2 separate regions of the Homo sapiens genome follow, and region 1 is linked to region 2. A link is a contact called in ENCODE Hi-C or POLR2A ChIA-PET data. All regions are on one chromosome and are shown on one strand. Each heading gives the region's core, a stretch centred on a gene start or an enhancer-like site at or near the end of the contact. The rest is flanking DNA. Distances are from core to core; before and after follow the strand shown. Region 1 overlaps PHC3 (polyhomeotic homolog 3). Region 2 overlaps SAMD7 (sterile alpha motif domain containing 7).

Region 1 (4,204 bases), core at 1,476-3,975, 220 kb before region 2:
CATCTTATCCTATGTATTATGGACATATATGTCATAGAGAAGTGTGCATATATGCATTTAGCACTCTTTTTTACACATTGTAAACACAGGTATTCTGCATTTTGTTTTTTTCCCTTAACAGTGTGTCTTGAGATCTTTTTATGTTTGCAGACAGAGATCAATCTCACTTAAGCTGCTGTGTGGGGTTGCACTGTGTGAATGGATTTTATTTTATATAACCATCGCTGTTGCTGGACATTTTAAATTATTTCCAATATGATAATTGTTCTGACATTGCAAGTTTTCTTTCTAGGATGCCAAAATCTGAAAACATTGGGAGACTGTGAGGTTTTTTATGTTTGTTTTATTTTCACCAGCTTGTATTGCAGAAAGTAGAAGTAATGTTTTTCTAAAATAAATAGGATAGGTATTTTATTTCTTTGATTTATTAAAAAACACGTAGTCTCAGCAGGGTACGGTGGCTCACACCTGTAATCCCAGCATTTTGGGAGGCCGAGGTGCGTGGATCACGAGGTCAGGAGTTCAAGACCAGCCTGACCAACATGGTGAAACCCCGTTACTATTAAAAATGCAAAAATTAGCCAGGCATGGTAGCAAGCCCTGTAATCCCAGCTACTCAGGAGGCTGAGGCAGGAGAATCACTTGAACCCAGGAGGCGGAGTTTGCAGTGAGCCAAGATGGCGCCACTGCACTCCAGCCTGGGTGACAGAGTGAGACTCCATCTCAAAAAAAAAACCATGTAGTCTCTTAAAAAGAAAATTCTTCATGGATAGCTATTACTACTTAAAAGTCCGGGTGCGATGGCTCACACCTATAATCCCAACATTTTGGGAGGCCGAGGTGGGTAGATCACTTCAGGTCAGGAGTTCGAGACCTGGCCAACATGGCGAAACTCGTCTCTACTAAGAATACAAAAATTAGCCATGCATGGTAGTGGGCGCTTGTGGTCGCAGATACTCAGGAGGCTGAGGCAGGAGAAGCACTTGAACCCAGGAGGCGGAGGTTGCAGTGAGCGGAGATTGTGCCACTGCATTCCAGTCCGGGCAGCAGAGTGAGACTCTGTCTCAAGAAAAAAAAAAATTCTGCATAGGGCCGGATATGGTGGCTCATGCCTGTAATCCCAGCACTTTGGGAGGCCAAGATGGGAGAATCACTTAAGCCCAGAAGTTTGAGACCAGCCTGAACTACGTAGACCCCATCTCTTTTCTTAATAAAATAAAAATAAAATTTCTATATAGCATTTTACTCTACTGATACTTGAAATACCACATAGCAGTTCCCACTAAATAATGAGGCAATACTATTTATAAGCTGCTTTAACATGATAAAAGCAAATTAATATACTAAGGTAAGCATTAAAGAGAAAAATAGCATTTCCTCTCTGATTCTAAAATTAATATCTACATAGAAAAGTTAAAAACTTTAAAAAAAGTAATCCCGGATTTTACTCCTAGAAGGCATTATATATATACACCTTTAACATTTTGGTGACTGTTCTCACAGGTAGTGGTGCATGGGTGTGTGTGTGTTTCTATATTGAGTCTAGTCATATATCATGTTATGAGTATGTATTATTGTGTGTATATCCAATGCAGTCATTTTTCTTAACTTTTTTTTTTGGAGACAGGGTCTCGCTCTGTCACCCAGGTTGGAGTGCAGTGCTGCAATCTCGGCTCACTGCAACCTCCGCCTCCCAGGCTCAAGTGATCTCCCAGCTCAGCCGCCTGAGTAGCTGGGACCACAGGTGTGCACCACAATGCCTGGCTAATTTTTTGTATTTTTGGTAGATACAGGGTTTCACCATGTTGACCAGGCTGGTCTCGAACTCCTGAGCTCAAGCTATCCACCTGTCTCAGCTTCCCAAAGTGCTGGGATTACTGGCATGAGCCACTATGCCTGGCCATCTTTCTTAACATGTTTTTCACATTTGTGATACATATACACACACAGACATTTGTATGTACCTATATGAATGATACTCTACATGTTGTTTTGCTGCCTTTTTACTCAGCAGTGGACACAAAAATCTTTTAATGCCACTGAATACAGATACATCATTCTTTTAATGTGAAATGTTTCTCTATTTAGGGTATACCTGATTGATTCTGATCAGTGAAACGGTAGAGGCAACTCTCAAATGGACTTTGGCTATGGGTAGTAATCGGTTGGAAACTCCTTTTGAGGACATTAACAGGTAGTTGGGAGTTAAGTGGCTTTTTCTGGCAGACTTGTTTCTTTCTGGTGACTCCTAGAATTAGCGTCAGTGGGGAGACAGCTTGCAGTAATCGGGCTCAGTAAGTGAGTTTCTTTGTGGAGTGTGACTTGAGATATGAAGTGACAGGATTGGTCAGGGTCTTCAGTGAAAGGGAATTAGGAGTGTTGGGATGGAACTGACAGAGAAATTAATGGAAACTGGTAAAGACATCTGGTTTAGGTCAGCAGAGCAACACAGGAAAAAGGAGAGCCTTATCAGTTGTGGAAAGGAAGGACAGTTTTTTAGTTAGGCTAGCTAGGGAGATGGACTTCTTGCAGAGGTGGCTACTGATCTGTTGGCCTTCATGAGTTGGGTGTTATTAGTAGATAGCTGCTTTTGAAATATTACTTGTTATATGGAACTTAAAAGTAAACACAACACTTGTTCTTTGATCTCACAACTTAGAGTAGAATACAGGTGGTTAGGGCGTTGCTAGTTGTCTTCACTTCCTCTTTTCTTTTTTAAGAAAAATAAAAGCATTCTGTTTGTACTTTGTACTATACTTCCTTAAAAAGCATTCTCCAGCTTGTTAGCTATCAGCCAATCATTTTTTAAAGAAGACTTTTATTACATTTTTCTTTAGAGAATGTGTAAATATCCTTACTAAGAGTACATTTCTTTCTTACTGTTTTTTGAAAGAATCACCAACTGAAAAAAAAGTTCTAAGGCATTATTACTGCAGAGTAACCTGAACTAGAGAGCTATCAGGATATTAAAAAAGTACCCCGAATGCCAAAATACATGAGTCAGAAAAACTTGGGTCCAGTTCTTCCCTGTTGGTAATTTAATCTCTGGAGCAAAGCTTAAATATTGCATGAATATGCCTTAAAATATGAAATATGCCTTAAAATAACATGACATTAATTAACTTAATAAGCTTATTGAATGAAGACCTTTCGTAGATACTGGATATATGAAGATGAATAACACATGGCCCCCACCCTTAAAGAAATTATTATTTAGAAGGATGAGATAGAAATATATGCTAAAAGTATATGGACGGTAACAATTAGGCAACAAAGAGGGGGAATAGTCAGTTCTGCTTTGGGATATGGGAATGCCTGAAAAAGCTTATTAGAGCAGGTGATTTTTGAGAAGTTGTTCACTATGTAGCTGCAGATGGGCTGGGACATGGCGGTGGCAAGGATGCTCAATCTAGTCAGGAATATCATCGCCAGTGCCATAGAGGACTGAGATCATGATACTACACATACCTTGCTATGGTAATGGGAAGGTTGTGTGTGGAGGGGGAGGAGATGATGCTAGAGAGGTTGTCAGGGAAGAGGTTTAACTTTATCCAGAAGATTCTTTTTTTTTTTTTTTTGAGACGGAGTCTCTCTCTGTCACCCAGGCTGGAGTGCAGTGGCGCGATCTTGGCTCACTGCAAACTCCGCTTCCCGGGTTCACGCCATTCTCCTGCCTCAGCCTCCCGAGTAGCTGGGACTACAGGCACCCGCCACCACGCCTGGCTATTTTTTTGTATTTTTAGTAGAGATGGGGTTTCACCGTGTTATCCAGGATGGTCTCAATCTCCTGACCTCGTGATCCGCCCGCCTCGGCCTCCCAAAGTGCTGGGATTACAGGCGTGAGCCACCGCGCCCGGCCTCAGAAGATTCTTAAATGGGTAATTAATATTAATAATCAGGGAAAGATTATCTGGCAAGTAGAAGGTGACAAGATTCCAGTAAGAGGTATCAGTTTGCAGATATTAAAGTAATCAAGCCAGAAATGACATGGGCCCAAAGTCTCAAACTAAGTGATGAAAAATCAAAATGGAAATTAGGAGACAAAAAGATGTATTAGAAACAAGATACGTGACTGATTTTGTGTGTGTGGTAAAGGAGAGGGAAGCATCAGGATGACTTCCAGATACTGTGTCTTGGAGAATTTTAGAAAATGCCAGTGCCATTTGAGGAGAAGCTGTTTTAAAAGGAATAATTAGTTTGCTGT
Region 2 (4,298 bases), core at 245-2,744:
GGGCATGACTCAGGACCAGCTAAAAAGTAGAATCTTCTTGGAAAGCTCCTGTACTGGGAACCTTGTGTTCTAATAGATTTTAGTCATGAATGTATACATATATTTTTCCACAATATGCACCGGTGTGGAGAAAGGACTGAAATGTTCCACTCAAAACACACACTCCAGAGCCAATCCCAGTATTCATCTATGAAAATGTCTGATTGTCCTTTGGCCTGGGAATTAAGACTGACCAACTATGATGCCTATTGCTAGAATGGGCAATTGCTGAGGAATTCAGAAGGTGATTCAGCAGGAACATCTCCATGCTCAGAAACTTGTGGTCTTTGCTTTAGTTTCTACTACAGAAAACACCAAAGACATCCAAGGCCACCCTGTCCCCTGTCACCAGAACTTGCTGCTGGCCATTTCCAATCCATTTCATACCATTTGGAATTGATTGTGCTGCTTCTCTATCTTTGTAAAAAGAAGTTTCACTTATTTTTTATTGAGAGTTACAAGTGGGAGAAAGGCATTGTGTCTTCTACCATACAGTGTCCATCCCAAACTGGTCAGTGCACTGCTCCACGGTGGCCAGGACACTCAGGAGCCACTGGTCCATGGCGTCCAGACGAGGATCAGAGAGCACTGGGGAGAGGGGGTCATGGGCCATGGCAGATTTTAAGGTAGACTTCAGCACACCATTCTTTAGGTAGTTCCGTCTGTTCCAGGTAGACACCTGAGTGATGCCACACTGATAGAGGGGGGGAAAGAATGCTTCTTTCATCCAGCAAGGGGTTCCCAAAGCTTTTGTTGTTATCAAGAAGGATGAGCATACTGGCGCCCTCATTATCTTGAAAGTTCTTATAGTAATGGCAGTCAGCATTGTCAATCAGGTAATCAAAGACAGCTGTGTTAATGGTGTCCAGGCGGCACAGGCCAGAGTCATAAAGGGACGTTTTCTTCACAGCCTCACAGTAGCGCTCATCATACTCCCACCTGGCCAATTTGCCTTTTCAGTAAGTCCTGGCCCACGGGTGTCAGTGTTTCTGGAGAGGCCACACATCTGGAAGCCAAAGTGTGACAGATTTTTCCATTGTGTCTCCATCGGCACAAGCTGATTCTGTTTCTCGGTAGTAATAACACTTCCCATAAAAACAAGTATTGTGTCCTACAGTTAGGAAGGGGCTCAACAGCTGCTCCATGGTAACAGGCTTGATCTCTGTCTGAAGATGAACGGATCTGCCCACCATCAGCAGGGCTCTGGGACACCCACAATCCTGTCCAAGTGAAAGGCTGCTACCTCCGCATTGTGTCTATCATAACCGGCATATGGTTCCCTTCCACTACATAGTCTCGGCTATACTACTTAGGTTCGAAAACAACTTTCTGTTCCCTTTCAAGGATCAGTAAGGCTTTCAGCTGTGTCCCTTTATAACCCACATCAGCTTTAATAATTTGCTTGGTGGCCATGGCATGCATGATTGCCCCCAGCTCTGGTGTCTCTTCACAGTACACTTCCTGGGGAACCACCCACTGGGCTGCAGTCTCCTAGGAAGACTGCAACGTGTGGTCCAACTTGGGTGACAGCTCCATCCACAAGCCAGTCATCATTCGGTGAAAAGCCCTCAGGGGATCAAGTAGTGAAACGCTGCTTGGCAGTTGATGTATCTAAGTTGTCAATCAGGAAAACTTTGGTGAAGATAAAGATGACAGGAATTGCTAACAGCATGACTCGCTGCTTTAGCTTCATGTTGACCTCTTTTCTTCTCCCCTGACCCACTCACTCTCTGGCTCACTTATCAAGGAGAGGCAGTGGTAATGGTTAGTAAGGAGATTCCATCATTACACACATTGGTCCATTTGTGGATGCACCTTCCACAGTTCCCGTTGCGTCCTAGACTCGCTCGTGGCTACCCATGCAGTGCAATGCAGCATGGCCCCCGAGGAGGGGCAGCCCCAGGCTGTGCTTATCACCCCAGCCACTGCCACCACCACTGCAGCTCCCACCATTCCCTGGCCACCTCTCTCAGCGCTGAGCCAGCCGTCCCCCAACAAACTGCATTAAGTAATTATTTCTTTTCCTATTTTAATTAAGCAAATTATAGAAAATGGCTAATATAAATTAAAGAGCCAGGTGCGGTGGCTCACATCTGTAATCTCAGTTACTTGGGAGGCTAAGGCTGGAGGATCACTTGAGCCCAGGAGTTTGAGACAAGTCTGGGCAACATAGTAGACCCCCATCTCTTTAAAAAAAATTAGCTGGGTGTGGTAGTGTGCACCTGACAATTTGTGAGCATCCAAAGGAGGAACCACGTGGATAAATTTTCAAGCAGAGGTAGGCTGGCAGCCAGGGGACTGAAATGTGTGAGGATCTAACCCTCAGCCATGGTGGATGTACTCAGGGCCTGGGGCGAGGACACATACATGTCCCTGTCGCTCAGATGTACCCCCTTCTTTCTCACCAGAGCAGTTTGGGCCATGTGTAATGATATAAATGTGCACATATTTTCAGTAATTTCAGTTCTTTTTAGAGAGAGGATATTTTATCTGCTGAGTCCTCTGAACTAGACATTTACTTGGAACAAAATATGTTGCAGGCTCTCCTGAATGTTCCTTAACAGCTGAGCCACCAATCCTTTCTCTACACCTATTTAAAAGAGTTCATTTGCACTTGGGGCTTTGGGTTTTAGTTGTTATTTTTTTTCTGCTGAATTTCTTTTTCTACCTACAGGAGGTGAGTGGTGAGAAGTTGCTGAGTAGGCACCTAAGGCAGAGATGGGGAGTAAGAGGATAGTTGGGGGACAGTAGGTTTAACGCCAGCTAATCTCAGCACCTTGGTCCAACTCATTTAAAGAAAGGGGCTATGGGGCTGGGCGCGGTGGCTCATGCCTGTAATCCCAGCACTTTGGGAGGCCGAGGTGGGCGGAACATGAGGTCAGGAGGTTGAGACCAGCCTGGCCAACACGATGAAACCCTGTCTTTACTAAAAATACAAAAAATTAGCCAGGCGTGGTGGTGTGCACCTATAGTCCCAGCTACTCGGGAGGCTGAGGCAGGAGAATCGCTTGAACCCAGGAGGCGGAGGTTGTGGTGAGCAGAGATGATGCCACTGCGCTCCAGCCTGGGCGACAGAGCAAGACTCTGTCTCAAAAAAAAAAAAAAAAAAAAAGAAAAGAAAGGGGCTATGAGTAACAATGAGTAACACCTGATGGGACATTTTAGACAAGCGTCCTTGTGAGAGTGGGGTACAAGCAGTGCTGCTTCAGGGCTGTTGCATCCAGAGGGCATCTCCCCATTTCTGTATAAAATAACATCACAGAGCATAGCTGGGGGCAGGCACAGCACAGCAGTGACATCTTTCAGTTGATGCCACCTGCTGTCACTTGGAGGGAGTATACTTTAATGGGGAAACTAAAGCAGGACTTGATCCTAAACAAATTTGAGACGTATCTAGAAATAATTGCTACCACTTCTTGGGGTAGGGAAGAGGGCGCTGACATCCTGTCAGTGAGAGATAATGAGTCAGCAGAGTTTGGAGTACTCATGTTTATGTGACTTCTGTGTACCCACAAGGGGACATTTGGGATTTTAAACTATGAAAAGCATGTAATATTATTTATTACAAGAGCTATTATTATAAATTGCACTTTTCTGACTATGGATCACTAAGAATAATCAGAGTTCAAATTCAATGTGCCAGATCTTAGCAATCACATGCTTATTAAATAAGGGTTGCTCTTCCGGTTGTTATCAGAAGTTAGCAACTTAATTGAACCCATGGTTGACATGGCACTTGAAGTGGTATAGATACATTTAAAAAGTGGCTTACCCATGACTAATGACTAATTTTTAAAAATAAGGTTATAACCATTGAACAGGGAAGAGTAGGCCAAAAACTTTTTATCAGGTTATGCAAAAGACAAAAATGGGTGACTTGAGGAACACAACTTGCTTCATAAGTAACTTGAGGCTTGGCCGTCTCTTGGGTATAATGATGAAATTCATGTTTATTGAGTATTTACAAGGTGCCATGCACTCTAATGCTCACAAAAATCCTCTGAAAATGTATTATTATGATTATCTTCATTTTACAGATAAAACAACTGAGGCACAGAGAAGGGAGGCAACTTGTCCTAGGTCACACAACCAGAAAATAGAAAAGCCAGGATTTGAATTTGTACTTTCTGGCTTCAGAAGCTATATTCTTAGTAACTACTCTATATAGTTTTTCCGTAAGTCCCGTAAACTGAACTAAAAAATAATAATAATAAAAAGAAAAAGAGTTAACAGTATCTCACTGTAGACAAACATTTCAC

Evidence for each region. A loop is a pair of places that touch in the nucleus more often than their neighbours do. ChIA-PET counts read pairs that join two places held with the same protein, here RNA polymerase II (POLR2A). Pooled maps may share reads with other maps.
Region 1: a pooled map shows a loop between it and region 2 (2.2-fold over the local background). The contact joins two enhancer-like sites. A Hi-C loop is called at or near these places in 1 of 168 maps with a recorded cell type or tissue (OCI-LY7), 8 of 37 single-sample maps with no recorded cell type and 6 of 50 pooled maps. POLR2A ChIA-PET finds 5 or more read pairs at or near these places in 2 of 52 experiments (B cell and OCI-LY7).

Annotation. Positions count from the first base shown.
Region 1 is chr3:170,153,137-170,157,340 of GRCh38, reverse strand. All of the region lies in intron 4 of PHC3 (polyhomeotic homolog 3), which reads left to right. Among named protein-coding and RNA genes, the nearest start is that of PHC3, 26 kb to the left of the region's middle. Within about 2 kb of position 2,725, at least 4 of the 41 ENCODE cell types and tissues checked have a DNase peak (open chromatin) inside an H3K27ac peak, as active enhancers do; they include B cell and OCI-LY7, where a contact is called at or near this core.
Region 2 is chr3:169,929,432-169,933,729 of GRCh38, reverse strand. The region is part of intron 7 of SAMD7 (sterile alpha motif domain containing 7); the gene reads right to left. It also overlaps the pseudogene FAM20BP1. Among named protein-coding and RNA genes, the nearest start is that of SAMD7, 20 kb to the right of the region's middle. Within about 2 kb of position 1,494, at least 4 of the 41 ENCODE cell types and tissues checked have a DNase peak (open chromatin) inside an H3K27ac peak, as active enhancers do; they include B cell and OCI-LY7, where a contact is called at or near this core.